Regions from separate parts of the Homo sapiens genome. Here region 1 is linked to region 2. Evidence: chromatin loops called from intact Hi-C (ENCODE). Cell type or tissue: IMR-90. All regions are shown on one strand. Links, peaks and the distances in the headings refer to the core of each region. The heading gives the core; the rest is flanking DNA. Region 1 holds the start of PPIH (peptidylprolyl isomerase H). Region 2 holds the start of GUCA2B (guanylate cyclase activator 2B).

Region 1 (15,814 bases), core at 6,417-11,416, 510 kb after region 2:
GAAAGAAATAAAAGGCATCCAAATAGGAAAGGAAACTGAAATTGTGTCTACTTGTTGACATGATCTTATATATAGAAATCCCTAAAAACTGTTAGAACTAAGAAGCAAATATAGTAAAGTTGAAGGATACAAAATCAACACACCAAAATCAACACACCAAAATCAGTAGTGCTTCTATACACCAATAACACATTATCCAAAAAAGAAATAAAGAAAATAATACCATTTACAATAACTTCAAAAGAAATAAACTACTCAGGAATAAATTTAACCAAAGAGGTGAAAGATCCGTATACTTAAAACTACAAAACTTTGATGAAATAAATTGAAGAAAATACGATAAATGAAAAGATATTAATGTTCATGAATCGAAAGAATTAATATTGCTAAAATGCCCATACCACCCAAAGCAATCTATAGGTTCAGTGCAATACCTATCAAAATTCCAATGTCATTTTTCGTAGAAATAGAAAAAACAGTCCTAAAATTCATGTGGAACTACAAAACCCCCAAATAGCCAAGGCAATATTCAGCAGAAAGAACAAAGCTGGAGGCCTCATACTACCTGATTTCAAACTATATTACAGGTTGGGCACGGTGGCTCAGGCTTGTAATCCCAGCACTGTGGGAGGCTGAGGGGGGCAGATTGCTTGGGCCCAGGAGTTTGAGACCAGCTTGTACCCAGGAGTTCAAGACCAACATTGCAAAACCCTATCTCTACAAAAAAGTAAAAAATTAGCTGGGCATAGTAATCTCAGCTACTTGGGAGGCTGAGGCAAGAGGATTGCTTGAGCCCAGGTGGTAGAGGTTGCAGTGAGCCATGATTGTGCCACTGCACTCCAGCCTGGGTAACAGAACAAGACCCTGTCTAAAAAAATATATATGTGTGTGTGTGTGTGTGTGTGTGTGTGTGTGTGTGTGTGTGTATAACAGAACTACAGTAATTAAAACAACATGGGACTGGCATTAAAACAGACACATTGACAAAATGAAACAGCATAGAGAGCTTAAAAACAAACCCACACATTTAAAATTGATTTTTCTTTTTCTGCTGCCCAGGCTGGAGAGCAGTGGCAATCACAGCTCACTGCAGCCTCAACTTCCTGGGCTCAAGCAATCCTCCCACCTCAGCCTTCCAAGTAGCTGGAACCATAGGTGCACGCCATCACACTCAGCTAATTCTTTAAATTTTTTGTAGCGATGGGGTCTTGTCATGTTGCCCAGGCTGGTCTCAAACTCCTGGGCTTAAGCAATGCTTCTGCCTTGGCCTCCCAAAATGCTGGGATTATAGGTGTCAGACACCACACCTGGCCTACAGTCAGTTAATTTTTTGACAAAGGATGAAAATGACATTGAGAAAAGGACAGTCCCTTCAACAAAACGGTATTGAGAAAACTGGATATCTATGTGCAGAAGAATGAAAGTGGACCGTTACCTAACACCACATTAAAAAATCAACTCCAAATGGATTAAAGACTTAAAGACAAGACCTGAAATTGTAAAACTACTAGAAGAACACTACATAGGGGAAAAACTACATGATATTGACCTGGACAACAATTTTTCCAATGTGACACGAAAAGCTCAGGGAACAAAAACAAACATATACAAATGGGATGGGATTATATCAAACTAAAAAGCTTCTGCACAGCAAAAGAAACAATTAACAGAGTGAAGAGGCAACCTATGGATTGGGAGAAAATATCTGTAAGCTACACATCTGATAAGGGATTAATATCCAAAATATATAAGGATCTCAACTCAATAGCAAGAACACAACCCAATTAAAAAGTAGGCAAAGGGCCTGAATAGACATTTCTCAAAAAAAGACATACAAATGGACAACAGATATATGAAAAAAAAAAAGCTCAACATCATGAATCGTTATGGAAATGCACATTAAAACCACAATGGGATATCACCTCACACCTGTCAAAATGACTGTTATCAAAAAGATGAAAGATAAGGGCCAGGCATGGTAGCCCAAACCTGTAATCCCAGCAGTTTGGGAGGCTGAGGTGGAAAGATTGCTTGAGGTCAGGAGTTCCAGACCAGCCTGGGCAACACAGCAAGACCCTGTATCTACAAAAAAAAATTTTTTTTGTTTTAATTAGTTGGGTGTGGTGGTGTGCACCTGTGGTTGTAGCTTCTCAGGAGGCTGAGGTGTGAGGATTCCTTAAGCCCAGGAGGTCAAGGCTGCAGTGAACTATGTTCATGCTACTGCACTCCAGCCTGGGTGACAGAGCAACACCCTATCTCAACAAACCAAAAATATGAAAGATAATGTGTTGGCAAGGATGTGGAGAAAAGGGAAACCTTGTACACTGTTGTTTGGAATATAAATTAGTACAGCAATTATGGAAAACTGTGGAGTTTCCCCAACAAAGTGAAAATAGAACTACCATATGATCCAGCAATCTTACTTCTGGGTATACATCCAAAGGATTTGAAGTCAGTATGTGATATACACTATGGTGTGTGAAAATGTGGTATATATATATGATACAATACTATTTAACCTTAAAAAGGAGGGAAATTCTGTCATTGGCAACAACATTGGTGAACCTGGAGGATATTATGCTAAGTGAAAAAAGCCTGGCACAGAAAAACAAATACCACATCTTCTCACTTAAATGTGGAATCTAAAACAATTGAACACATGTAAGCATAGAGCAAAATGCTGGTTACCAGAGGCTGAGGGGTGAGGAGGCAATGGGGAGATGTTGGCCAAAGGTGCAATGTTTCAGTTAGACCGGAGGAGTAAGTATTTGAGGTGATGGATATGTTAATTACCTCAATTCAATCATTCCATATTATATATCATAGCATCACTTTGTACACCGTAAGTATAGGCACTTATAATTTGTCAATATTCAATAGTATAAATAAAAATTTGAAAAAACTTTCTGACCATCACAATATCCAAGAGAAATAAAAATATATGTCCTACCAGAAACTTGTAGATAAATATTCATAGCAGCATTATTCATAATAACTAAAAAGTGAAAACAACCCACTCTCCATCCCCTGATGAATGGATAAACAAAATGTGTTTTATCCAAACACTGGAATATTATTCAGCCATAAAAGACATAAACTATTGATACTTACTCTAACATAATGAAGCTTGAAAACATGATAATATTTTAAAGAAGGCAGACATAAAAGGCCACATATTGTATGATTCTATTTATATGAAACATCCAGAATAAGGAAATCCATAAAGACAGAAAGTATATTAGTGATTGCCAAGGATTTGGGGGAGGAATAAATGGGGAGTAGACTGCTCCTGGGTATGGGCTTTTTTGGGGGGTGATGAAAATATTCTGGAATTAGACAGTGGTGATGGTTGCATAAGTGTGTGAGTACATTAGAAAGCACTGAATTGAACCCGTTAAAAGGGAAAACTTTATAGTATGTGAATTACTTCTCAACAAAGCAGTTATTTTAAAAATAAAATTTTCTGCAATATCTCCAAAATTTATATAACAAAAGAAGCAAGGTGAAGATAGTATGTATAGTACCATGTGTGTAAAACTAGATAGACAGATATAGATAGATCGTCTATAGATAAATATAGATAGGTTATATATATAGAGAGAGAGAGGGCAACCAGCTTTTCATTCTGTACCCTTTTATGTTTTTCATTGTTTGTACTATGTGCAGGTATTGTATCTATTATATATATATTTTTTTCTAGGATCATATAGCTAATGGTTTATCATTATAACTTTTCACATTCATCCTTTCTTTCCTTTTAGGAAACAACAATTAGTGACATCCTTGAATCCGAAGTAGTGAATGAAATATTGCCTTTATCAAACTCCAGGTTAGTAAAGTCAAGACAAATAAAGTCAAGTCTATCTGAGATGGACTGTCAGCCATGCCTGAGAGTCATGGCTGCCTAACTAGTCCTGGATTGCTGGCTTGAGAAGGCATAGCTTTCTGGGGTCATTTTCTCTACATGAATTATTTGAATCTTCTTCCAATTCCTCCCCTTGCCACTCCTTCAACTCTAAACCCCACAGAATCCTGACTTAAGGTAGGAAATAAAATATGAACATAGGTTTAAGGTAAATTTTATTTGGCTTTGTGTAACAGTTGCAAAAAATTGAAATTCTATCAATGCCTGTATCCCTGTAACCCCGAACTGCTACCAACAAACTCTATGTACATGATGTCCTCACATATGGCATTTCTTAGTTTTTCAGGAAAAGGTTTGGTAGAGTCATTTGCAAGTCTTCAAGAGACTGAAGAGATCAAGTCAAAAGAAGCAATGGCAAGTTCAAAGTCCCCTGAAAAGTCTCCTGAGAATCTTGTGTGTTCACAGAATTCTGAGGCTGGATACATAAATGTGGCTTCTCTGAAGGAGACACATGGTATACAAGAACAAGACCAAAAGTCAGAACTATAAAATCACTGGTGCCTAAAGCTATACTGAACAAAAGTGGTAATTTAAAGCCTGGACAAAAGGTGGACCATGACATTGAGAAGAGTTACCACAGATCCCAAATGGATATCACCCAAGAGTCTTCAAAACTGCTGATAAATTCATTAAAGCAGTTGTAAAAATGGATTTCTCAAGTTTGTTTGATATCCTCAGATGCCTTGTATTGACCAAAATATTGACTTTAGTTCAATGATTTATTTAGGTTTCTCTTCAGCAGAGCACATGTAGGGTTAATTCAACATTCTTTCCCATTATCATGGGTATCTTTTCTGATTTATTTTTTAACAGTAAAAACAATACAGTCACATTAAAGCAAATTTTGTTTTTAAAAAAACCCTCCTATGCTGGGCGTGGTGGCTCACGCCTATAATCCCAGCACTTTGGGAGGCTGAGGTGGGTGGATCACGAGGTCAGGAGATCGAGACCATCCTGGCTAACACGGTGAAACCCTGTCTCTACTAAAAATACAAAAAAATTAACCGAGTGTGGTGGCGGGTGCCTGTAGTCCCAGCTACTCAGAAGGCTGAGGCAGGAGAATGGCGTGAACCTGCGATAGCACCACTGCACTCCAGCCTGGGTGACAGAGTGAGACTCCGTCTCAAAAAAAGCAAAAAACAAAAACAAAAACCCTCCTATAATACCATAAGCTTTTTTTTTTTTTTTTGAGACGGAGTCTCTTACTCTGTCACCCAGGCTGAAGTGCAGTGGCATGATCTCCGCTCACTGCAACCTCTGCCTCCCAGGTTCAACCAATTCTCCTGCCTCAGCCTCCCAAGTAGCTGGGATTATAGGTGCCCGCCACCATGCCCAGCTAATTTTTGTATTTTTAGTAGAGACAAGGTTTCACCATGTTGGCCATGCTGGTCTTGAACTCCTGACCTCAGGTGATCCACCCACCTCAGCCTCCCAAAGTGCTGGGATTACACCAATACCACAGTCTTAACACAACTAATTTTATTTTACAGTTATTCCCTTTTGGTCCTAATTCAAGTACATATATTCTAAGTGGTTATTATAATATTGTATATTCATTTTCACAGTTTGATTTTTAATTTACTGTATATACCATGGAAACATTTTCAATCGCCATATGATATTCAATCATGTTGATGTTCTATAATTATTTTTATGGGAAAAGTTTTAAATGTTTAATGAAGAAGATTTAGAGCAATACATTATTTAAAAGTGGATAGGAGGTTGGGCGTGGTGGCTTACACCTGTGATCCCAGCACTTTGGGAGGCCGAGGTGGGCAGATCACCTGAGGTCAGGAGTTCGAGACCAGCTTGGCCAACTTAGGGAAACCCCGTCTCTAACAAAAATACAAAAACAATTAGCCAGGTGTGGTAGTGCGCGCGCCTGTAGTCCCAGCTACTGGGGAGGCTGAGGCAGGAGAATCACTTGAACCCGAGAGGCAGAGGTTGCAGTGAGCCGAGACTGCACCAGTGCACTCCAGCCTGGGTGACAGAGCAAGACTCCATCTCGAAAAAATAAATAAAATAAAATAAAATAAAAGTGGATAGGAAAATACCAAGAGCTTTTCCTGGGGGAGGGGGTATGAGAAGAGAGTTCACATAAACCCCATTACACAGAAACTACCCCTAAATATTTCCAAACAGGAGTACAAAGTAGGTGAACAGTCTCCAGCTCATCTTTAGTGTAGTGGGACTGCTTCTTCAGAAAAGATCAGCAACATTCACATCCATTTCATCTATCAGGGTGGAACAGTACTGCTCAGTATCTCTGAGGATGTGGATGTTCTATAAATTAAACGTTCTCTTGTTTGGCATTTAAGCTGTTTTTACTTTTTTTTTTTTTTTTTTTTTTTTGAGACAGGGTCTCACTTTGTAACCCAGGCTGGAGTGCAGTGGTTTGATTACTGCTCATGCAGCCTCAACCTCCCATGCTTAAGTGATCCTCTCTCCTCAGCCTCTCCCAAGTACAGGCATGTGCTACCATGCCTGGCTCATTTTTGTACTTTTTGTAAAGACGAGGTCTCACTCTCACTCTATTGTTCAAGCTGGTCTCAAATTTCTGGGCTCAAGTGATCCTCCCACCTAAGCCTCCTAGGTGATAGGATTATAGGATGAGCCTCTATGCCAGGCCTGGTTTTACTTTGTTACTATTTAAGATTATGCTGTGTTGAAGGTCTTTGTGCATGTAGTTCTTTTCTTCTTTTGAATTACTCCAGAAAACAAATTCGCAAGATTGGACTGAGTCAAAGGATATAAATGTTAATATTGCTCTAGGACATCACTTCCTTTGCTTTAAAAAAGGGTTCTGCCTGACCAGGTGCGGTGGCTCACGCCTATAATCCCAGCATTTTGGGAGGCCGAGGCAGGTGGATCACTTGAGGCCAGGAGTTCAAGACCAGCCAGGCCAACATGGCAAAGCCCTGTCTCTACTAAAAATACAAAAATTAGCCGGGTATGGTGGTGCACACCTGTAGTCCCTGCTATGCGGGAGGCTGAGGCTCGAGAATCACCTGAACCCAAGAGGTAGAAGTTTCAGTGAGCTGAGACCACTCCACTGTACTCCAGCCTGGGCAAAAAGTGAGACTCTGTCTCAAAAAATAATAATAATAAATACATAAATAATAAAATAAATAAAAAGTGTGTCAACATACTGTTTTCATAGTCAAGTTACTCAACCTCCTTGAGCCTCAATTTCTTGATTCCTAAAATGGGAACAATAATAGTTCTCTATCCCATAGGGTTGTGAGGACCAAATGAAATGAAGCATGTAAAGTATTTAGCACGTAGTAACTGCTTAATAAATGCTATCATCATTTATTTTCACTAGAGGTTTATCAATGTACTATTTTTTTCACAACCTCATCAACATTGGATATTATCAATTTTAAAGATTTATTCTAAAACAGTTGGTATAAAATTATACTGAAGCGTGACTGCTGCTGTTCCTTTTCCCCCTCCTCCCCTTTCTTCTTTTTCAGTTGGAGGAGACCAAGAGGAGAGGATCAGTAACCAGAAATAAAAATGACCCTTTACATTGAGACACACTGTATTTTTATATGTAATCCTTGCTTTCTCAGACAACAGAGCTAGAAAGATGATCATAGGAACTAGGAAATAATAACTATTTTATTAAATGCATGCTGTTATATTGAATGAGCCTTGCCCAAGGTCCCCTTCTTTCACTAAATTCATTGCATCTATTATTTATTGAATACCTACTATATGCTATTCAGTAGGCGACATTGCAGCTACAGCTGCGAATAGGACCAGGAGAGTCTCTACTTTCATGGAGTTTATATGCTATCAGGGAGGAAGATTATGTGTGTGTGGCAGGAAATGAGGTGTAGACACATACCATACGAAGATAATGTGGAAGTGGGGGTGGCATGAAGAAAACAAACCAGTGATCTGAATGACCAAGGGCTACTTTAGATTAGGTCTAATGTTGCCTCTCAGGAGGTAACATCTGGGGTGAGCCCTGAACTACAAGGAGCATTACTTCCCACACGCATACCCCAACCAACCCCCACAATCCCCCGCCAACCCACATTAAGTTCTGGAAGGAATATTTCAGACAGAAGTAACAGCTATTACAAAGCCCTAAAGAGAGGAGGGATCTCAGTGACCTGGAGGAACAGACAGGTCAGAGCACAGTAACTAAGGGCAAGTGGTACAAGATGAGGTCAGGTACGTGATAGCCAGATAAATGCACTGTAGGGCTTCGTATGCACGGAATTGGATTTTATTCTAAATATGGGAAGCCAGGAGTTATTTTTAAAATAAATAGGAAGCACAAGAGTTATTTTAAAAATAAAAAATAAAAAACTCTAGTTGCTTTATGGGAAATGAATTGGAAATGACAAAACTGGTAGCTTTTGTGGCAGAACAAACATTATCTATTGTCCTGACTTAGAGGAAGGGATATTTACTTAGCAAGCCTGTACGTGCCAAGCTGTTCTAAACGCTGAGGATGAACAAACCAGAGTTCCTGCCTTCACGGTGTTCACACTAGCGGGCAGAAGACAGACAGCACGTGTGGCGGTGCAGAGGGCTTGGCTGCAAGAGCCGATAAGGAGGACCCTGGCGACTGCCTAGTCCAAAAGTCCTAGCTAGAGCAAGATCAACTTGTACTGCCCTTAGTACAGCCACGTGAGTGGGGTGACCATTGACCTTAACCAAAAAGATGTCAAGGCTTTCCTCCTCCTCACTCCCGCGTCCCCAGTGCCAGGCAGAGTCTCTCAGCTAGACCCTAGCAGTCTCAGCACACACCGCACGGGGCGACAGCTTCCGGGGGCGGAGCCTGGTCTCGCTCCACGTCTACCGCGCCTGCTCCCCGGACGAAATCCGCGGACCGGGCTTTAGGTTCGCCGGAATCCCACGCTCCCGACTTCTGCTTCCGGGTCGGAGCCATGGCGGTGGCAAATTCAAGTCCTGTTAACCCCGTGGTGTTCTTTGATGTCAGTATTGGCGGTCAGGTGAGATCCAGGAGGCTGCCCACACCTGCGCCGAAGGGAAACTGCTCGGGGCTAGGCAGGCAGAACTCACCCAGAGAGAGCGGACTCGGGAAGCCAGCCAGAAAGTGAAATTGCACCCGAACCTACCGACCTGCCGGGCGGGGGGAAAGGAGGAGGAGGAGTCTCCCCAATCCTAGCGCCCCGCTTCTGGAGGAACTGGGCGGTTAGACTAGGGAGGCGGAGGTGGGAGATACCGAGCGGCAGGGTGGTGGGTCAGCCCATCATGCCCCCTGCTCCGTGAAGCCCTCATGGTCTTGGACTGGGCCTTCTGACACTCTCCCGCTGATTGCAGGAAGTTGGCCGCATGAAGATCGAGCTCTTTGCAGACGTTGTGCCTAAGACGGCCGAGAACTTTAGGTAAGGACGTGCTCCAGCTCCGCTGGATTAGCTGAGGCAGAAGTCGGGCTCCAGTCAGCCGCCTGAAATAGCCTGTCTACCTCTGTCCGTCCGCTCACTGCTCTTGAGACCTGATTCCTCCATGCATTGCTCTGTCTGGTTGCCGTTTGGATTGTTCCCGTGTTAATTTACGTTGTTAGTCTGTGTGACTGCGTGTCTGGACGTCTGGCTGGCCGATTGGTGGACTTGCTGGCTCCAGTGTTTATTCTTTCCCGTATTTAGAGGCGCTCACGACTGTGACATCATAGTGATTGAATCATTCATTTTTTGTCCCTTTCAGGCAGTTCTGCACCGGAGAATTCAGGTCAGTTTCAGATGTGTTTGACTTCTTTGCCTGCTCCAGAGGGGTGTTCTGGGGCTGCAGTGAGGGTATCGGTGAACCACCTGCTGGCCTTGAATGATTGCTGGTGACAGTGATAGAAGGTAATGCCCCAAGGGTCTGTCCCTAGTTTATTTGCCTTCTTTATGTCTGTCAACCATCTTTAGGAGAGTCCTTTTGGCTCCAGTGCATGGTAAACTGGAAAGGCCTTGTGCTACCTGCTGTCACTCCAAGTCTCTTTCTTTTCGGTTATAGGAAAGATGGGGTTCCAATAGGATACAAAGGAAGCACCTTCCACAGGTAAGGCTCTTGGCAAGCCATCCTGGAGTCTTTCAGAAATATTTCCTGGGGGATTAGGCTCTTTAGAGGAAAATAAAACCAGAGGGTAATTCTTACATTTCTTGAGAAGAAATGTTTTTGTGGACTCAACAACTGAAGATTTATTAAATGTTCTAACTCTACTTACACTCCCCCACTTCTTAGGTCTTTAAAACAGAAACTACTCATCTTTACAATATCTTGTCTTTTTCATGCACTTGTTTGTGCGAATGCAGATTTTTTAAAAAGTACACTTGTAATCCTAAAGTGCATATAATATATCCTGCTGGTTGATATTTATAACTAATTCCTAAAATGATCATATATGATTGTCCAAGGATAATCATATTTCCTGGGGAGTGGAGTATGTCAACACTTAGTCTCATTTCAATATAGAATCTTTCTCATGGCCTCACTGTGGTTAGTAACAATGTTAGCACATAATTATATCACAGCTTTAGAGCTTTGGGTCTCTAATCCCCAGTAAGACTCCTGTGAAGTGGTATGGGTGATCTGCATTCTACAGAGGAGGAAACTGAGGATAAGAAAGGTTAAGGACCCTCCCTAGGGGTAATAGCTAACAGTTGTTAAGCCCTTACATGTTTAGCAGTACATTTCACATAAATTCTCTGTAGTTCTTTCCCCCAAATTTACATCAAACCCTTGCTCTGCCTTTTGCTTTGGCAAGTAAGCTTTCAGCCCCTTCTTCTTATTACTGTTCAGGTACCAGATCATGCACTTGATCAACTCTAACATGCCCTAATTTATAACGAAAATCCTTTTTTATGGTTAATTATCCTTTCAGCTTAATCATTCAGGAAAAGAATAATCTTCAGGTTTTTTTTGTTTTGTTTTGTTTTTTTGAGACAGAGTCCCACTCTGTCGCCCAGGCTAAAGTGCAGTGGCATGATCTTGGCTCACTGCAACCTCCGCCTCCTGGGTTCAAGCAATTCTTCTGCCTCAGCCTCCCGAGTAGCCAGGACTACAGGCATGTGCCACCACGCTCGGCTAATTTTTGTATTTTTAGTAGAGACGGGGTTTTGCCATGTTGGCCAGGCTGGTCTCAAACTCCTGGCCTCATGTGATCTGCCTGCCTCGGCCTCCCAAACTGCTGGGATTACAGGCGTGAGCTACCGCACCCAGCTAAGAGTAATGATTTTATAATAGCCAAAGTGATAGTGTATTTTGAAATCAACGTTAATCTAATACAATAATAACAACATCTATGTTTTTCTAAACCATAAAATCTTCTCAGTATTCTTTGCTCTCTGTTTCAGGGTCATAAAGGATTTCATGATTCAGGGTGGAGATTTTGTTAATGTAAGTACTATTCCTTTCCTATCAAAGACCCGTAGTTTTAGTTTTTGTTGTTATTGTTGCAATTGCTGTTTTTACTACAGAGACCCAGTCTTCAGGCTTGAGAACAATAGCCAGGTTTGATGTGGGTGTTGGAGAGAATGGTGATGGGGAAGTTCTTGAAAGTGGCTGGGTACGACTGACTGTAGATAACCGACTTTAGCACTTTGATTGAGGCATTAAATTCCATGGTCCAAATCTCAGCCTTTTTGAGCCAGAAATTGGACTTTTTAAGAATACCTATAGATGATCTATGATAGGTTCACACTAATTAGTCATATGAAACTTAGTCAGAAATCAGCTGTGGTTTTTGTTTTTTTCTGAATGGAGGTAAGTCTCCTTCTAGTGGGCTAAATGCTTGTTTCATTTTCTCTTTTACTTCTGGGTGTCACAGTGCCTGGAAAGCTGAGTTTTTCATAAGAAGTTGATTTGTGGGCAAGGAATCAGAGCAAGAGAGGTAGATAGTTCTGGAGGAATTTTGCTCTATTCACTGAGAGAGCCCAGTGAAATAGTTCTTTTTTGCTAACCATAGCTTTCTTGTAAGTAGACTGTTTTTGTCCCCCATATGAAGCCTCCCTCCCCACCCCAACCTTGGAGGGTGTGGGATAAACTACATTTTTTCTTTCTTAAACCTGCTTTTGTCCTTACCCCCCACTTCTGAATGGTCTTTCTTTACTCTTATTAATATCATTTGGTTAGTTGTGTTGCTGTTTTCTTGGATCTGGGAGACATGTGTTCTCTTTTATGTGTTTATTTAGTCTGAATCTCATGAGTTTTTAAGACCTCTTTCCTTTCCTATGCAATACAGGGTTGCAGAGTGGCAGGTTTTAGGCCGAATTACGTTTTTACCTATGTTTTGATTCATCTGCATGGTGTTGTATAACTGTGAAATGGCACAAAAAAATCCTAGTTTTTTTTTCTCTTTAAAAAATGGAAAGTGGAAGTATGCTGGGCCTGCATTTCTCACAGTGGCAGTGACAGTGACAATTGGTTGGAATCAAGGAACTGGTCCCTTTGGACATGGCATATCTTTGCCATTTCACCAGTCTCCACAACTGTTTCCCTTATTTACGTTGCCTGCTCCTGTGGGCATTTGTTTGCAGCCCCGGGAAACAGATAATGGTAGTAGGGTTTGTTAGCTGGTAAGAAGGGCTGAGAAGCTATCCTCTGCCTTCTTTCCTTTTTTTTCCCCTAGGCTTCCCTGTTGCCTTACAAGGAGAGGAATAGCTTTTTACTAGTCTTTGCCCCAGGCACATCTGATCACTTGTCGATAACTCTGGGGTTAGACAATAGTTGCTCAGTCTGAAGGCCGAGTTAAAAGCAATTGCTGGTAGGGCTCACATCTGTAATCCCAGTACCTTGGGATGCTGGGAGGATTGCTTGATCCCAGGAGTTTGAGAACAGCTTGGCAACATAGTAAGACCCTGTCTCTACAAAAATAAGAAAAGTTATTTTTTATTTTTTTATTTTTGGTGGTGTGCGCCTGTAGTCCCAGGTACTTGGTAGGCTGAGGTAGGAGGATCCCTTGAGCCCAGGAGGTCAATTCAAGGCTGCAGTGAGCCATGTTCATACCACTGCACTCCAGCCTGGGCGACAGAGCAAGACCTTGTCTAAAGGGAAAAAAAAAAAGCTTGCTTAGAACCTTCCTTGGGGAAGGCAAAATGGAATGAGCAAGAGTCAGAAAAATCAGAATTTGAGACCTTCCAAAGTTTGACCAAGAATATTTGTTTGTTCATTTATTTTTGGTTTTAATAGTATTTATTATTTTGGTTGCAAAAGAAAAGTGCAAAGAAGAAAATAAATCACCAAATGAATTACCCTCATTCTCACCTCACAATATACTATTGGCATTTTGGTTTACAGTTGTCAGTCTTACCTTAGTATGTATATGTGTGTTTATATAATTTTTAACAGACTTAAAATAATCTATATGTTTTACTTTTTTTGTACTTCATAATTGTCCATATTTTCCCTTGTCGTTATGTCTTCTAAAACATGCTTTCTAATAGCCACCTAATATTTCATTATGAATAGACAAGTTATTTGATCAATTCACTATAGTTGAAGATAAGTTGCTTTCTATTGTTTGCTCCAAATTATTAATTTTGTAATTTTCCCTATTGTTTCTGGAGAGCTATAGATAACGTGATTACGGAGAATGGCACGGTAACTGATGTGTCCCTTAGGTTCACTGGGAAATTGGAGATGAACTTGTTTTCTCTCTTCCTTCTGTATTAATATGTATGTGTAGTTAGTTAATGACATATTAGCTTATTTGATTATTTATATAGTACTATATTGTTTGTACAGTGCTTTTTACAGACACTATCTAATTGAATCTTCATGATAACTGTAAAGAGTAGGTAATTTCATCCTCACTTGATAGATGAGGAAATTGAGGCTCACAGATTGGAAGTGACTTTCCCAGCTCTAAGTGATAGATCTGGAACTCAAATTCAGATCTTTTTTTTTTTTAGATGGAGTCTCGCTCTGTCGCCCAGGCTGGGGTGCAGTGGTGCGATCTTGGCTTACTGCAACCTCCACCTCCCGGGTGGGTTCAAGCGATTCTCGTGCCTCAGCCTCCCGAGTAGCTGGGATTACAGGTACCACCACCACACGTGGCTAATTTTTGTATTTTTAGTAGAGATGGGGTCTCACCATGTTGGCCAGGCTGGTCTCAAACTCCTGACTTCAGGTGATCCACCCGCCTCAGCCTCCCAAAGTGATGGGATTACAGGTGTGAGCCACCACACCAGGCCAGGTCTTTCTAATATACAGACTTGATTTTATTTTATAATATTTAGGCAAACAAAGGTTTGAATTTGGACAGTTTTTCTTTATTCTCTGGCTTATATTAATGGTAGTTCTTTTCCAAAAAGGGACCCTTGATTCCTCACTGGGTCAGTGTTTTCCCTTTCTCCCATGTACTCTTTCTCTTTACTAACTGGCGAGGAGAGCTTGATCTTTTTGGCACTCCTCAATATTGCCTTTAAAACTCAGGGATTCTATTTAAGGCACTGCAAATATGGCCTTGGTCAAATTGTTTTATTACCCAGACTTCAGTTTCCTCACATGAAAAATGGGGAAGATGATAATGCTTATTCCTCAAGGTTGCTGGAAGAGCAAGGAGATAATGCAAATAAAGCTAGTTTAAGCAGAAATTGGGAGTTTATAATAAAGGGAGTGTTTCATGGAACTAAAGGAAGAAATAGAACTAGGAACTAGAACCATAGAGAACCAAGGCAGTTCTTTATCTCCGTTTCTCTAGTGCTCGCTACACATCTGTGTTGTGTTCTCTCTCTGTTCTCTAGCCCAGCTTGCAAATGGTAGTCACATCCAGCTTTCAGGTTTACATGTTACAAATTTAGCCTCAAAGAGAGCATCTATCCCACCTCCAGATTCCCAGAGAAGGAACTCTAGTTGGCCCAGAGTGAGTTAGGCATCCTTCCCTAGATCAATCAACTATGACCAGGAGGGTGGTATCATGTTGTACATACAGACTGCCAAGAGCTCACCCACCCTCTTAGATAGTTTAGGGGAATGGGGTGGTAGTCACTTAAGTGGGTACTTTTATGTGACTGAAGGCATGAGAGTCTTCAGGAATGGCAAGGATTGAGTATGTGATCACCTTGTTGCTGTTCCCTACTTTGTCTGCATCTTAATTGATCGTTCTAGAGGCCCAGCTGTGACCTCTTTTATCCAGTCTATAAAATGCTCCAGCCAGTCTTTGTGGGCTGTAGGTACCTTATATAAGGCTTGATCTGATTGCAGGGTGGGGTCAAATAGGTGCAGCTTCCAAGATGACCAACAAGAGTAAGAGTAGACTTTAAAGATGTCATGCTTTAGGTGCGACAGTGTTCTTCCTCCGGTTTCCAGGGACCCAACACTCCAAGTCACTAATACTTCCCTTCTCTCTGCTCAGGGAGATGGTACTGGAGTCGCCAGTATTTACCGGGGGCCATTTGCAGATGAAAATTTTAAACTTAGACACTCAGCTCCAGGCCTGCTTTCCATGGTAAGTGAGGTCCAATCAAGGTTTTGGGTTATAGCCAGCTGGTTCCTGGGCCCCTCTTGAGGCCCAGTGCTGTCTCTTGGGATGGAAGCAAATGCTTTCCTTCTCTTGCTTGGCCCAGGACTCACCTTTACCACCTCCTTTCTTAGTCTGGTTTGACTGAGAAAACCAGTAGGTATGCTGGCTCACGCCTGTAATCCCAGCACTTTGGGAGGCTGAGGCAGGTGGATAACCTGAGGTCAGCAGTTCGAGACCAGCCTGGCCAACATGGTGAAACCCCATCTCTACTAAAAATACAAAAAATTAGCCAGGTGTGGTGGTGGGTGCCTGTAATCCCATCTACTCGGGAGGCTGAGGCAGGAGAATCGCTTGAACCCAGGACGGGGAAGTTGCAGTGAGCTGAGATTGCCCCACTGCACTCCAGCCTGGGCAACAAGAGCGAAACTCCATCTTAAAACAAAGAAAAGAAAGAAAAG
Region 2 (15,814 bases), core at 3,674-8,673:
GAAACCCCATCTCTAGTAAAAATACGAAAAAATTAGCTGGCTGTGATGGTGGGCGCCTGTAGTCCCAGCTACTCGGGAGGCTGAGGCGGAAGAACGGCGTGAACCCGGAAGGCAGAGATTGCAGTGAGCAGAGATTGCGCCACTGCACTCCAGCCTGGGTGACAGAGTGAGACTCCAACTCCAAAAAAAAAAAGGAAAGAAAGAAAACATGGAGTTGTTCCTTTGGCCACATACATGTGACTCTACAAAAAATTGTGATACTGTAGACATCAAGGGAATACGCACTGTTAAAAAATGGGAATGCCCCAAAAATGTTACCATGGCAAAACCAGAAAGTCTACAGTGTCCCCCAGTACGCTGTTAGCATTGTTGTAAACAAACAAGTTAAGGACCAGAGAATTAATGTGCATATTGAGCATATTAGGCACCAGAAATGCATGAAGGAAAATGATTAGAAAAAGAAGGAAGGCAAAGAATAAGATACCTGTGTTTAACGAAGCGCCAGCCTGCTCCACCCAGGGAAGCACACTTTGTGAGAGCCAGTGGAATGGGGTCTGGGCTGCTGGAACCTATTCCCTATGCTTCATGTCATAATAGGTATTAAATAAAAAAGGCTTCTGGACTGCAAAAGAAGATAAAAAAATAAAACATTTATTGACCACATTCTTTTTTCTTTCTTTCTTTTTTTTTTTTTGAGACCAAGTCTCGCTCTGTCGCCCAGGCTGGAGTGCAGTGGCACGATCTCGGCACACTGCAACCTCTGCCTCCCGGGTTCAAGCAATTCTCTGCCTCAGCCTTCCGAGTAGCTGGGACTACAGGCACCCACCACAACACCCGGCTATTTTTGTATTTTCAGTAGAGACGGGGTTTCACCATCTTGGCCAGGATGGTCTTGAACTCCTGATCTCGTGATCCACACACCTCGGCCTCCTAAAGTTCTGGGATTACAGGTGTGAGCCACCATGCCTGGCCTGACCACATTCTTTTTGCCAGCACTGGGTTAAGCATTTGGGGGGATACAAAAATGAATACTATCTAGTCCTTAACCTTGAATAGTACTAGCTTATACTTTTATAGCTTTTACTACATGAGGTTTTGTGTATGTGCTTTACATATATTAACTGATTTATTTCTCAGAGCAGCCCCATGAGAAACAGGGCTATGAGATGGACACCCTCCTAAATCCCCATTTTATAGATGGAGAGGCATTCAAAACCTTGTCCAAAGTGTCACAATCAGTAAGGAGTAGAGCCAGGATCTGGTTCCAGGCAGGCAGGCTGCAGAGTCCATACCACGCTCTACGTGGCCACTTGAGCTCAGGGGGAAGGTGGGAGGGGCATGAACATGCAACTGGACAATGTATTTGGAGGACAACCAGGTACCCAATGAGTCCTCGTAAGCTCAGAGGTGTTCCACTGAAAAAGCTGAGTAACTCTACTCTGGAAAATGTCACCTACACCAGCCCATTTATTCAAGAAATACTCACTGAGCATGCACAGTGTGCCGGGTTTGTGCCCAATGGGAGAGACACACCATGAGCACATCGGACAGGGATCCTGCCTTGCAATGGAGAAGGCATACCTGGGCTAGGAATCTCAAAGGAGCTGAGTGCCACTGGGAAGTGCAGAGGGATTTGGGACCATATTATTTGGGGGCTGACCTCCTCCTAGCATTGGGGTAAGCTTGCTGGAAGGAGGGACGTTCAGCAGAGAGCTAGCTGTGTTATGTGGCGAGGGGGCATTCTAAGCAGGGGAAAGAGAATGAGATCGTAATGATGGAGACTTCTTGGGCATTCAGGGGCTTAAAAGAAATCCAATGCAACTAGGATGTAGAAAGAAAAGGGGAGAGACGTGCCAGATGGAGCCAGACGGCATTCAGGGGCCAGATTTTTGTGGTCCCTCCATCCTGAAGCAATGAGGGAGTAGTTGTGGGGCACGTGAACCAGGGTAAGAAACTGCTATTACAAATCCACTCCGAAATATACAACCCTTCAGTCACAGTGCAAATATCTCGCACCTAACAGTCTGAGGCATGGATTCATTCCTGGTCGGTAAACTGCTGTATCAGTCATCTATTGTCCTAATGCCATGTAACAAACAACCATAAAGTTTCAGTGGCACACACAATCGTATTTATTGCTCAGGCATCCAGGGTCAGATAGGGCTTGGCTAGATACTCTGCTGATCTCCCTGCACCCACTCCCATGCCTTGGGTTGCTGGCTAAAGGCTGAGCTGAGCTGCACAACTGGAGTGACTTGGCTCCATCCTGTGTCTTTCCATCTCCAGCAGAACAGTCAGGAATGTTCCTGTGGAGATGGCAGAGATGCAACAAACAGGCAGAAACATGCAGGATTTTTTGTGACTTAGCCTTGGAAATGACACACCATTGCTTCTGCCTCATTTTATTGCAATGGAGAACATACGCCATTGCTTTGGCCAGTGTACTCCAGCTTTATGGGAAGGGCTCCAAGTCCACATGACAATAGACACAGATACAAGGAGAAGTGAGATGCAGAAGCATTTAATGCACTCTGTCTACCACGATCTCCAGCCCAAATATGTTGATTCAGGAACCCTGGCTCCTGCCACCTGAGGAGCCTTGTCATCACAGGAAACCACTCAATAAAAGGGGAAAATAAGAATGGAGGAGGCACGTGGCCTCTTAAGAGCCTTGAGCTACAAGTGGCACACATCACTTCCTCTCACATTCTGCTGATGAAAACCAGTCACATGACTAAGCCTACCTTCAAGTCCCCAGCCAGACAGCTGCTTTCCAGCCACAACTGTTTAGTTTGGAAGGGCAGATCAACTTTGATGGACAATCAGCCATCTCTGCTGCAGGGAGTGACCCACCTGGTGCTACCCTAAGTTCCTAAAGGAATGAGGATCAGAGTAAGATTTTTCTGCATCACAGCACTGCCGCAGGCAGAAGTGATGGCAAACCCTTCATCATAACCCGAATCACCTGCCAGATGTGTCAAAGAGGCACCAAAAAATAGCACATGTGCTCAGGCATTAGTCTACACTAAGTTGCTGCAAAGATGCTTGTCGTTGCAGAGTTAACGCAGCAGAGAGAGAGATAGAGACTAGACACATTACATTGTTCCTGGACTCCACCTCCCCTCCTGAGGCCACACCCAAGTACCCGGTGGGACATATGTGAGGGGATCCCCCTCCCCGGCCTCAGACTTCCCTCTCCCACCTCCTGTGGAGGCTGCCAGCAAGCTCTGGGCATGCCCAGCCCGTGGAGAGAAGGAATCCCAGCAACCTCTGCCCTGCCTCCCTCTCAGAACGATGCCCCCAGGAACGTGAGTCTCTGGAAAGCCACGGGTCGGCTTGTCAAGCCTCTCTCCAGAAAACAGAGACATGAAGTGAATGCCAATGATCCCCACACCCGTGAGGAGGGGGATGCAATTATAGAAAATTCTGCTTACAGTTCAGATTCAATATTTGGAAGGGATAATCCTGAAATAAGAGATTGCCTGATTTCTTTCCCAAGCCTGTGAATGGTTCATTAGCTCCTATTTGACATTTGATGGTTCCATCTGATTGGCTTTATTGTGGAGTTGGACTTTAAGAAAATCCCCAAGACAGAGCAATCAAGTTTCACAATGATCCCTAACTGCAAATTTGAAAACACAAATGGCAGCTGCGTCTTGGACATCAATCCCATGAATGCGGTGGGGGATTTGTATTTCATCCCCACTTAATGAAACTCAATCCTGCTTGGCAAATCGGGGCCCCTGACTCAGCAGTTAGGATCTCCTCTGCAGCTCAGCCCGGGTGCTGCAAACAAAGAACCCCCAGACTTGAACATCAGCAGAGATGCGGTGCATCCTGATCTTGGGCAGGGCCACTTAGGCACTGGGGCCCTGGAGGAAGGAGAGGTCTCTGAGGAATGTGCAATTGAGGCTGTACTCTCTAGAGGATGCAGTCTAACTGTGGAGGTGGGTCCCTTGCACCAAAAACAGAAGCAATAAAGACAGCAGATGTTCAATTCCATGGTGGGGGCCCAAGGCTGCAGGAATTCCCCAGAAGGGGAAAGTAGGAAAGGCTGTGGTCTGGGCGGGCTTCCTGGAAACATGATGTTTGCAGAGGGCAGAGGGAGGCAGCCCAGGCAGATGTCAGCAAAGGGCTGGAGGGTTCTGCTCAACAGCTCCCCCACTTCCTGGCTGGAGATGGTGCCCCTTCTGGATTCCCACCACCTCCTCGGCTCCCCCATTTGCTACGTGGGCATTGTCCTTATCTGTGCATCTGCCACGTGGCGCGGTCCTCATCTGTCCTCTTCAACCACAGACCCTTTGCAGGCAGGGATGAACGTATCCATTTCTGAGCCCTGGTGCCCTACAGGGACTTGGAACCCAATAAATATTTGATGGCTGAACGGAAAATGGCACCTAACTGTATTACATGCCCTCAGGTCATTGTTATTCCTGCGGGGGCGGGGGGTGGACTGGCCTCCTGGACCATCTTCTGTGCCACTTCTTTGAGATCAGGATTCCAGGAATCCAGGGCCTTCCATGGGGCAGTGTTCGTGGGAGATGAACACTCAATTGTTTTCTTTAACCCCTGGAAGGGACGTTCCAGGCTGGAGGGGACGAGGGGATACCTCTGGAGGATCTCAAACGTGAGGAGGGCTTTGTATCTGCTGACCACCCACACAGGCCCGGTGTGTGGTGCTAGAGACAGCCAAGGTGGCCTGCCCCTCAGAAGCAGGTTAGTAGCCCTCCCTGCGCTTTAGGGTTCTCTCTGTAAAAAGGGGGAAGTTCCATGCTTCCTGGGGCTGTGTGAGGAACCCGCATGTTCACACTTTTGCAGCCTTGAGACCACAGATTCCCAGCAAGCACTTCCTGGCACTACTGCGCCTTCGTTCCACCCTCCTCACTGACCCATTTCAAGGCAGAGGTGTCATTCACGTCTCACAGTGCAGGGCACAGACACTCAGAGAAGAGAACAACTTGTCCAAGACCCCTCATTCGTGTGGACCTCTGCTGTACCTGACTCCAAAGCCCCAGCGCCCGGCCGGCTGCTGGGCGAGACAGGGAGTTGAGGAAGGGCGATCCTGCTGGCGCGGACGGTGTGGGCTAGGCGCGCTCCGGGTCCTCCGTGAATTCCCAGTTTCCAGGCAGCTGCGCCCGGGCCCGCCTCCCCGAGTCGGCCCCCACCTCTGCACGCAGAGACCTCTCCTCACCTCCCGCCCGGCCAGATCACAGGGCCGCCGAGTCAGATGGGATCCCTGCCCCCATCAGCCCTTCTGCACTGCCCAGCACATATGGCCTCCCTCCCAGCCCACCCACACACCACACAGCCTCACATCCGCACGGTCACAGACACACTCACACACACAGCAAAAACCACTCGCACACGCTCCCATATGCCACTCACACACACACATCCACGCACACAGGCTGACACAGGCTCACACACACATGCCCATACTCTCACATGCAGATACACACACAGACACAGAAAGCACTCCCATATACACATACTCCCACACACCAGCACACGATCCTCACACACAAGGACACACAACACGCTCCCCTACACACACGAGAGCACTCACAAGTACACACGAATATACACAATCACTCTCACATGTGGACACGCGCGGACACGAAAAGCACACCTGGATACACATGTTCCCACGCACATTCTCACCAGGGCTTGGGGCATGTACACACATGCTCACACACAGATACAACCCCCACCCCCACCACACACACACACACCTTTCACACCTGCCGTGTGGCCATGGGCGAGAAAGCCGGGTCAGAGCCATGCACCTCTCCTCCTCACAGAACACTAGGGCGAAGCTGGTCTCTGGGGGCCCCGTGTCCTCCTTGTAGTTCTCCCTCTGCCCTTGGCTGCCCCCAAGACCCGACTTCAATGCAGGTCCCACTTGGGGCCTGAACTTCCTCCTCTCCTCCCCTCAGCCCCACTGTTCACCTCCGCATCTCCTCTCTGCAAACCCCAGGACTCGGGCATTAGCAGGAGCTTTTCGGTAACGACCCTGCACACCACCTCCCCTCCCCGCACCCCCAAGGCGCATCGCTGATGCTGACTGTCACGGTCATGCTGGTAGGACCCCCAGGCGCAGACACGGGGACAGGGAGGCTCTCCGTTACCCCTCAAAGCAAAGCGCAGAAATGACTGCTCACCCCATTAACTCTCAAGGTGGTGCCTCAGGGAAATGGATTAGGACTCATTCCCCGTCTGCAGTCTTCCCTGCCATCACCAGGGGGCAGCCCTGATTCACATTTGTGTTAAATACCTGTTACCCAACCCCAGGCCAGAAAGGTGTTACACCTTGGAAGCATTCCTGTAAACAAACCTGACGGGTGTGTGTGCGTGTGTGTGTGTGTGTGTGTGTGTGTCCGCGCACATGCTTATGTAACAAGGTCAGTACAATATGGGTAGACTGGGAAAGTAAGTCAAAGGGGAAGACACAGATTGAATGAGCTTTAGTACAGTCACTGATGTTGGAGCAAAGTTTGGTTCTGAGTTTCCTGGTGACCATAGCAAAAATAGAACCACTCGTTAGATCACCCACCTCTCCGGGGAAAAACCAAATTCATCTGGAGGGCTTCTGGGAATTCTATCACATCTTGGTTTATACAACTCTCCCTACAGAGTCTTCCAGATCAACTGTTCATGTGTTGATCCTTCCTTAAATTTTTCATCTCTCTGTTTTATGCTTTGATGTAAAGTGATAGTTAAGGGCATTGGGTCCACTTTCCATCCTCCTATCTTTTCTTGAACTCATTCCAATCGGGTTTTCATCCTCCCCACTGTTAGAATTGGTCTTATCAAGGTCAGCAGTGACTTCCATATAGCCAAATCCAAGGACAATTCTCTGTCTTCATTTTACTAGAGCTAACCACATTTGACCAAGTGAGCATGTTCTTGCTCCTGAAGCCCTTTCTTCATTGGGCTTCAAAGACGCAAGTCTCTTTTTGTTCTTCATCAACTGTTCCTTCCCCGCCATCCACTCTGCTGGTTCCTCCTTCTCTGCCTCATCTCCAGGTATTACAGTGCCCTAGAGCTCAGCCCTGGGACCTTTCCTCTCCGTCCTGTCACTCTCTCAATCCAGTTTCAGGTCTCTGAGCACCAGATACACTTGATGACCACGCTATCTATATCTGTGGCCCACTCCTTTACTCACATCTCAAACAGGCATCTCAAGCTTAATGTGTCCAGACCCAGCTCTTGATAGACTCACCTGACATGTTCCTTCCCATTTCTCATCTCAGTAAATGGCAGCACCAATTGACTTGGGGCCACCATAGAGTTGTCCTGGACTGCTCTCTTCATTCACTCTTTCCATCCAAGCACACAAAATCTGAGGCCTCTGGCTTCAGAGAATCTCTAGAATCCAACCCTTTCTCATCATCTCTATTCCCACCTCCCTATCCAAGTCACCAAACTGCCCTGTGGGCAGTGGTTTGTCTGTTTTGTTAAGTGCTGTATCCCATGCTAGTACATAATAGGCTGTAAGTTAATCATTTTTGATTAAACAATCGAATGCCCTAGGGGCTTCTATGCACACAAAACACAAAAAGCATTCTGTTTCTCAGTAAACAAGTGATTTCACAACTATGAAAACAATAATAACATACATTTTTTGAACACCTACCACATGCCAGCAAGATGCTAGATGAGGTGATTAAGGCTCAGAGAAATAGGAAATGGCCAAAGGCTAAATATCTAGTGCTTGGTGGAATAGGTACTTGAATCATATCCATTTATTCAATTCATCCAGTATTTGTTGAGCACCAATTATGTGCCAGGTATTGTTTTGGGAGAATAAAACTGGCAAATTCCTTACTCTAATAGAAAGATGCAAGAAATGAGATGTGTATATATGACAGGTGCTATGAGAAAGAAGAGAATTAGGAGTGATGGGGAAACTCTCTGAGGGAGGAAGATCAAGAAAGATCTCTGAGGCAGTGGCATTTGAGCAGAGACCTGCATGAAGAGAGGGGTGAAGAGCAAAGACCTAAAGGTAAATAATCTTCGTGTGTTTGGGGGACCTCAAGGAAGCTAGGGTGGCTGAAACTCAGAGAGTGAAGGGCAGAGTTTTTGGAGTTGAGGTCAAAGATAAAGATGGGATGCCAAATGGTCCTTGTAGGCAGAAGCCTTTGGGTTTTCCTCTGAGTGAAGTGGAAAGCCACTAGTAGGTGTGAGCGGGGGAGAGACATGATGATCTGACTCAGAATTTAATAGGATTCCTCTGGCTGCTACATGGAGAAAGGCCTGGAGAAGGTCCAGGGAGATCTGTATGGATGCTTGCGATGGTTAATTTTATGTGTCACCTTGGCCAGGTCATGATGCCCAGCTGTTTGATAAAACACCAGTCTAGATGTTGCTGTGAAAATAATTTTTATGTGATAAACATTTATAATCAGTAGACTTTGATTAAGCAGATGACCCTTCATAAATGGTAGGTGGGCTTCCTATCCAATCAGTTGAAAGCCTTAAGAGAAAAGACCTTGGGAGGCCAAGGCGCGTGGATCACCTGAGGTCAGGAGTTCGAGACCAGCTTGGCCAACATGGCAAAGCCCCATCTCTACTAAAAATACAAAAATTAGCTGGGCATGGTGGCGGGTGCCTGTAATCCCAGCTACTCAGGAGGATGAGGCAGGAGAATTGCTTGAACCCGGGAGGCGGAGGTTACAGTGAGCCGAGATCACACCACTGCACTCCAGCATGGGTGACAGAACGAGACTCCATCTCAAAAATAAAATAAAATAAAATAAAGGCTTTCTTCAGGAAGAAGCATTTTGCCTCAATGACTGCAACATAGGAACCCTAAGTTTCTCACCTGCTAGCCTGCCCTGCAGATTTCAGAGTCAAGACTGCAATATCAAATCTAATTTGAATTTCCAGCCTGCCAAACTTCCCTACAGATTTCAGACTTACCAGCTCAGCAGTCATGTGAGCCAGTTCTTTAAAATAAATTTAGTTAGATGACACATAGATAGATCTATCCAATAGGATAGACGTGCCAGGTATTGTTTCAGGAGAACAAAACAAATTCTTTACTGTAATAGAACTTACATTCTAGGAGACAGAAAGATGCAAAACTTTAGATGGATATGTATGACAGGTGCTACGAGAAAGCAAGTTAAAAGAGTTAGGAGTGGTGGGAGAAGCTCTCTGAAGTAAGATTTTTTTCAGTGTGATTAACATTTACAATCAGTAGACTTTCTAGTAAGAAATATATATCTCTATATAGGATGTATGTGTGTGTGTGTGTTCTGTATCTGTGTGTGGGTGTGTGTGTGTGTATGTTCTGCTTATCTGGAGAACCCTGCCTAATATAAGGCTATTGCAATAATCCATTCAACCTGTGATGATAGCTTGAACCTTGATCATAGCAGTGGAGATGATGAGAAACGGGTGGAATCCAGAAATATCTTGAAGGTAGAGCCAACTGGATTTGCTAGTGAATTTAATTTGGCAAATAAAAAAGAGACATCAAGGATGACTCCCAGATTTTTGACTTGACAACTGGGTGAATGGTAGTACTATCAACCGGTATGAGAGGAACTGAGGAGGCCGGTAGATAAATGAGTTTGGGATTGAGAAGAAAGGCCAGGCTATGGAGTAAACAGAGTGTTGATGGTATTAAAGCCCTTGTGATGGGATAAATCGCCAAGGGGGTGATTACAGACAGGAAGAAAGACGTCCAAAGACAGCCTTGGTGCCCCCTGGGCACTCTAACACCTAGAGGTCAGGAAGAGAAGGAAAAACCAAGGAAGGAAGCTGAGAATATGGAGCCAGAGAGATTGGCAGAAAATGTGGAGAGTCCCAGGAGTCAAATGGTGAAAGCACTTTACTCCAAGAAAGATGGAGTGGTCAGCTATGACAAATGCTGTGGGGAACTGAGCAGTTTGGGGCAGGGAGAGCCCTGGGCTCTGGGCACCATAGCAGTGGGCACTGAGCAGCGAGGCCAGGGTAGAGAGCGGAGCTGCCCAAATGCACATGGGCAAACTGTCACCCACCCCACATCTGTGATTGAGGCTTCCACACAGGGTGAACTCCAGGCTCTTGTGACAGTCACTTCCCACATCCCTAAAGAAGGAAGTGCCCTGATAATACCACGTCAATGCACATGGGCTGGCCAGGGGTAGCGTCAAGGATTTGCGTCTGTGGCCAAGTTGGTTGTGATGGATGGTGGGTCATTTAGAAAGAGATTAGGAGGAGGTGGGTTTGACAAATAAACTTGAGTCATGTTAGGCAGATAGGGAAGTCATACCTGGTTCCCAGGGAAGACTGACACATGACGGGCCCTGGCTGGAGGAGCCACAGGGCGAGGAAAGGACAGACACCATGGCCAAGGGGCCCCCAGACCCTACCGCTATGTCCCATTGATGTGGGGGTCAAGGGAGATGAGCTTCCTCTCGTGGAAAGACCATAGATTTAGGTATCAAGCAGCCTCATAACAACCTCAAACACTGGAGACGTCACATTATTTTTACAAATGAGAAACTGAGATCACAGAGGTCGTCGCTTGTCCAAGGTCCTACAGTTGATCAGACCCAAGTATGGACATTCCAGCCCAGCATTGAGTTCAGCCTGTGCATGTCAGAAAGCAGCACTGGTCCTGCTATAGATTGAGAGATGGGGCTTGTCATGGGAGTTACATAAGGAGAGGCAGGGAAACCCCCCTTCATGACGCATCCCCCATAAGCCAGGCACATGCTGGGGAAATGGTTGGTTTTAGGGAGAGTCACAGGCTCTCCTGGGACAGGTATCGTTCAGTTTTTCCTTACAACAACCACTATGAGGTCTTTTTAAAAATTATTATTACTATTTTCTCTACTTTACTGATGAAGAAGCGGAGGCTCAGAGAAGCTAAGTAATGTACCAAAGATCACACAGCTGGTAAGTGCTGTCATTCGGGTTTGAACCCAGCTCTCCTCATCTCTAAGTCCTCAGTTCCTTTTTCTATAACACCACAGGCTGAGCAAAGGCAAGAATTCCAGGTAGAAAATCTGCTTACCCCTCTTGCTCCCACAGTGACAACAAACATGGTGCTTCATTGGGCCTCAGGTTACTCATCTGTAAAATGGGAATAACCATTATGCCTATCCTTTAGGATTCAATGGGATTACGACTATAACATAGCTTTGTGCACAGTATTCAAGAAATGAGAGCTATTATTCCCAGATGGTTGTTTTCATTTTACAGATTAGAGGGCATGTAAGATTCCCTTCATTTCCATAGACTCTAAAGAGCAAAGGCTGAAGTCTGGATTCAAAGCAATACATAAGAAATTCCAAAGTTCACTTGAGCTTCTTCTTCATTTCAGTCTGAGATAAGAAAAAGGAAGATGGCATTTCAGGCAGGTGGAATGAGTAGGCAAAGACATGAGATGGGATTAGACCTGTGCAAATAGGGTTGGTATGGGGAAGCACGATGACATCAGATTTTAGCCACTTTTGGGAGTGGCATCTTAAATGCCAAGGTGAGCTATCAGGGCTTCAATCCAACGTTCAGGCTCAATGTCAGGGGAGCCTGCCACATGCCAGAGTCTGTGCCTGGCAGAGCTGAGCCCTGGCACACGCACTGTTTACAGCTGCCTGGTATGGCAGTGGTGATATCACCCTTAGAGACTTTGCCCTCTTCTCTCTGACCCAACCTTCAACCACTGGGGCAGTAGGTTATGCATTGCCTAGAAGGCAACTGTAAGATTCAGGGGCTGCTATGGATGCATTACCCAGGAGATAAGGGCAACCTCAGGTGGGCCGGGGCCCTCACAGCAACCTTACGAGAGGGGTTGTATCATGCCCATTTGATGGAAGAGAAAACTAAGATTCCATTAGAATTGATGTGACGTATCCTAAATCACACAGCTGCAGCAGGACTAGGATTTGAATGCGGGTCAATCTGCCTCCAACACTACTGCCTTTTCCTCCATGCTGGATTAGGCTATTGGCTTCTGAAAGCACAGACAGGTGAGATGGGTCAAACATGGCCTGAAGCACCCAGGCACAGGTGGGAGATGGCAAGCAGAGGCAGGTTCAAAACGTGGGGCCAGGACTGGTCTGAAAGATAGTCGTTAAATAGCACTGAGGAGAGGGAGTGAGAGAGATGTGGGTCTTGGGGGAGTGGGGTCTTGAGAACCCTGAAATCAGCAGTGTCTGCCCACTTTGCCCTGGACCAGCCTCTCTGTCTGTATCCTTCCCCCAGAGAAAGGACCATGGGCTGACCTGGGCCAAGGACACCTGGCTGGAGCCCCTTCTCTGACATTAACTAGCTCCGTGACCTGGGGAAAGCCACCCTCCCTCCTGAGCCTCACTTTTCCTGTCTGTAAAATGGCCTCCCCGTCATCACACCCACACAGGTGTCTTGAGGAGTGAATGATGGTGTGCTCCAAGGCCCCCATGGAGAGCCCGGCACATGGCAGGCACTCGGTGTTCAAGCACTGTGTTCCCATAGACTCTGGGCTCCTGCCCTCCTCGCCCCCAACCCCCTTCCTAGGAACCAGCCCCGGCTTGTCAGAGAGCCAGCTAGCTGTCAACCCCACCCCAGCTGGCCAGTTAATGAGTGACCAGGACTCCTGAGCCTGACCTATAAGGAGGTGCTAGGCAGGGACACAGATGGGAGACGGTGGACAGCGGCAGGGGGAACCCAGGGAGCGCGATGGGCTGCAGGGCTGCATCAGGGCTCCTGCCAGGAGTGGCCGTGGTCCTCCTGCTGCTGCTGCAGAGCACACAGTCAGTCTACATCCAGGTGAGTCCCTTGGCCAGCGTTCCCTTTGCCTGAAGGGCCCCATGGTGGGAGGCTAGGCTGGAGAGGGTGTACTGGGAATTCAGAGGGGCACCGGGGGAGCACGGGGCCCGGGGCTCAGCCCAACACCCATCACAGCCCAGAGACCAAGGCAGCTGGTGGGTGGGGGCAGCCAGATGTTGATGGCAGTGATGATGGCAATGACAACACCAAACTGATTCAGCGCTGCTCCCCTCAAAGGCCCGTGCTGGTCACAGAGGTCAGGGTGTGGAACAGAAGGCTCCTCCTTGCATGGGAGGAGGCCAGAAAGGGAAGGAGACACCCTGTTATGCTCCCACAGTTCCGTATATTCACCCACATGTAGGTGGAGGAGGACAGGCTCCAGAAAAATTTTCCTGAGAAGTAACCCTTGAGCTGGCATTGCAAGATGAACAGGAGGTTGCCAGACACAGATGATGGGGAAACTGTTCCAGGCCAAGGGGCACAGCATGTGCAAAGACCAGATAGAAGACTATGGGGGTTCCAGTGCCCTTCCAGGGGGCATGGGAGAGTGGCAGTAGTCGTCACAGCAGGGCCTGTCTGCCACGTCACAGGGGATGCTGCTGGCCTCGCCCAGCATAGCAGAGACGTCTGTGGCCCTGGGTGTCACATCCCTGACTCTGGGCATGGTCTCCTTGGGAAGAACAAAGTGGGTCCCAGAGAGGGGTGCAGGAGACTTGGCCTCCCCAACAGCCCTGGCCTCAGAGACCAGCTACTTGGGGCTGCCATCACTCTGCCATGTGAGCTCAGGCAGGCGTACTCAGTTAGTGATTGTGCCCTGGTACCAGGCCCCCACGGGAGATGTCAGATGAGGGAACTGAGGCTGAGTGGGGAACAGACAGGCAGCCGGTCATGGGCAGAGGTGGGATTTGAACCAGGGCTTGTCTGTCTCTAAAGCCTCGAACCACTGTGCTCCACAGCCCCGCTGCTTCTTCCTCACACCTCTCACCGCAGCGGCTCTTTCCAGTGTGGCCCTGGACTTCCCATAGAGACGGGGAAGGCTCTGGAGGATCTGCAGGGTTTGAGCAACCCTGGGTGTCATGGCAGTGCCTGCCCCTGGACCAGGTCTTGACCTGCTCCTATCTCCTCTCCCCTGTCTGTAGTACCAAGGCTTCCGGGTCCAGCTGGAATCCATGAAGAAGCTGAGTGACCTGGAGGCACAGTGGGCACCCAGCCCCCGCCTGCAGGCCCAGAGCCTCCTGCCCGCCGTGTGCCACCACCCTGCTCTGCCTCAGGACCTTCAGCCTGTCTGCGCCTCGCAGGAGGCTTCCAGCATCTTCAAGACCCTGAGTAAGTGCCCCCGCTCCCTGCAGAACCTCGCTCTGTCTCCTCCCACGCCCAGGCTCCTCCACCTGGGTTGTTTCTCTTAAGCACCCAGCGGCTGAGGATGGGGAGATTCAAGTAACTCAGGCCCTGTCCCACTGGCTCCCAGGACTCCCCGGTTTGGGCACTGTGAGTCAGGCATGCCTGGAACCTGCTTCGTCCCCTTAGTCCACGCCAGGCACAGACCCATCAACAGACAATGGCTGCGTGGAGCAGAGAGGAGAGCTGGCTGACATCTGCGATGGGACAGGGGTGTGAAAGGCTTCCAAGAGGAGGTGTCAGCCAAGCTGAAACCTGAGGGATCGTGCAGAGCCAGGCACGAGAATGTAGCAACTAGCTAGCACTTACTGAGCACCTACTGTGTGCCGGGACTTGTCGGTCCTGCATTATCTCCTCACAGTGACCCTGTCCATTTAGCAAACAAGAAATCTCAGGCACAGGGAGTGTGAGTGACTTGCCCAGTGGCCGCTAGGAAGGAGAGCATCTGGGACTTGAACCCAAGCCCTCACTCCACCTCTAGACGTTCCTGCTCCCAGTCTGTGGAAGATGCCGCCCATTCCCAAGCAGACCTCTTCTGCTGCCTGGCCACAGAGGGCCCAGGTTCAGGTCAACTGACCAGTTCTCTCCCTGCCCAGGGACCATCGCTAACGACGACTGTGAGCTGTGTGTGAACGTTGCGTGTACCGGCTGCCTCTGAGATAGCCCTGGGTACCCTGAGCCCACCAGGGACACCTCGCCCTTCAGCCCACCACCCTGGCAGGCTTCCATCCCCGTCCATGCTCAAGATGGGTCCCTGGCCACCATGGTCATCACCACCCTTCCAGGGCCTGAGCAGCTGGATCTGGTACAAAGCAATCGGACATAGAGTTGGAGGGGGAGGCCCCTGAGGCAGCCCAGCTCCTGAATAAAGATTCTACAACACACGAGTCCACGTGTCCTTTGTTCATCCCCAGGAGCCATGGGAGGAGCTTCTGGAGAAGAAGTGTGGATTGAGGAGAAAGACGGGACTAAAAATACCAGGCAGGAATTTTCCTGAAGTTTTCAAGGCCCGGGGAGTTGATTGAACCCCATCCCGAATATGAGGGAGCTGAGGCTCGGAGCAGGAATGAGGCATCCAGGATCACAGAGCTCAGAAGCCCCAGAGCCAGCCAGACCTGGCGACCCCCAGGCTGAACTCAAGGCCTCCCCAGCTTCGGAGCAAGAGCAACTGTGCTCCTGACGCAGGAGTGGGGTTGGGGCAGGGAGGAGGTGAGACAGAAGGAGAGAGTGGAGGGAAGATTCAAGCAGCATGTCCTCCCAAGCTGTAATCAGGGCCGACTCTGCCTGGGGTCTGCGTGAGAAGATCGGCCCTTGGCCTTCATCCTCATTCCCAAGCTCCCACTTTTCCCAGCCCCACAGGGACCATCTGGCCAGCTCCAGCTGGGAGGCCTTCCCACCCTCTCTCCATCCTGGCAGCCTGAGGAATATTAATAATAATTAATAGCCAACAAACGCCAGGCACAGTGGCTCACACCTGTAATTCCAGTACTTTAGGAGGCCATGATGGGAGGATTGCTTGAGGCCATGAGTTTGAGACAAACCCGGGCAACGTAGGGAGATCCCATCTCTATGAAAAAATTGAAAGTTAGCCAGAAGTATTGGCACTTGCCTGTAGTTCCAGCTACACAGGAGGCTGAGACAGGAGGATCACTTGAACCTGGGAGGTTGAGGCCAT

The links. A loop is a pair of places that touch in the nucleus more often than their neighbours do. Peaks named below come from ENCODE experiments on the same cell type or tissue, not always from the same donor. Only the 100,000 strongest peaks of a DNase experiment are listed, where the experiment ranks them.
Region 1: it touches region 2 in a loop (4-fold over the local background); 4 of 110 quality-filtered maps call a loop at or near these places.

Annotation. Positions count from the first base shown.
Region 1 is chr1:42,649,615-42,665,428 of GRCh38, forward strand. It overlaps CCDC30 (coiled-coil domain containing 30), which reads left to right. Exons shown (of 21, transcript NM_001395517.1): 20 at 3,762-3,829; 21 at 4,204-7,576. The coding sequence ends at 4,414. It overlaps PPIH (peptidylprolyl isomerase H), which reads left to right and starts at 8,809. Exons shown (of 10, transcript NM_006347.4): 1 at 8,809-8,898; 2 at 9,230-9,294; 3 at 9,614-9,637; 4 at 9,908-9,952; 5 at 11,248-11,290; 6 at 15,249-15,341. The coding sequence starts at 8,833. The region is part of intron 1 of LOC124904162 (a long non-coding RNA gene); the gene reads right to left. In IMR-90, for the core only: a CTCF peak has its summit at 8,732; a DNase peak (open chromatin) is centred at 8,767; H3K4me3 peaks cover 1,554 bases; H3K27ac peaks cover 946 bases.
Region 2 is chr1:42,140,800-42,156,613 of GRCh38, forward strand. It overlaps GUCA2B (guanylate cyclase activator 2B), which reads left to right and starts at 12,611. Exons shown (of 3, transcript NM_007102.3): 1 at 12,611-12,741; 2 at 13,881-14,067; 3 at 14,736-15,021. The coding sequence starts at 12,652. The coding sequence ends at 14,797. In IMR-90, for the core only: a CTCF peak has its summit at 6,244 (motif pointing right); no DNase peak of the experiment used is centred there; H3K27me3 peaks cover 3,157 bases.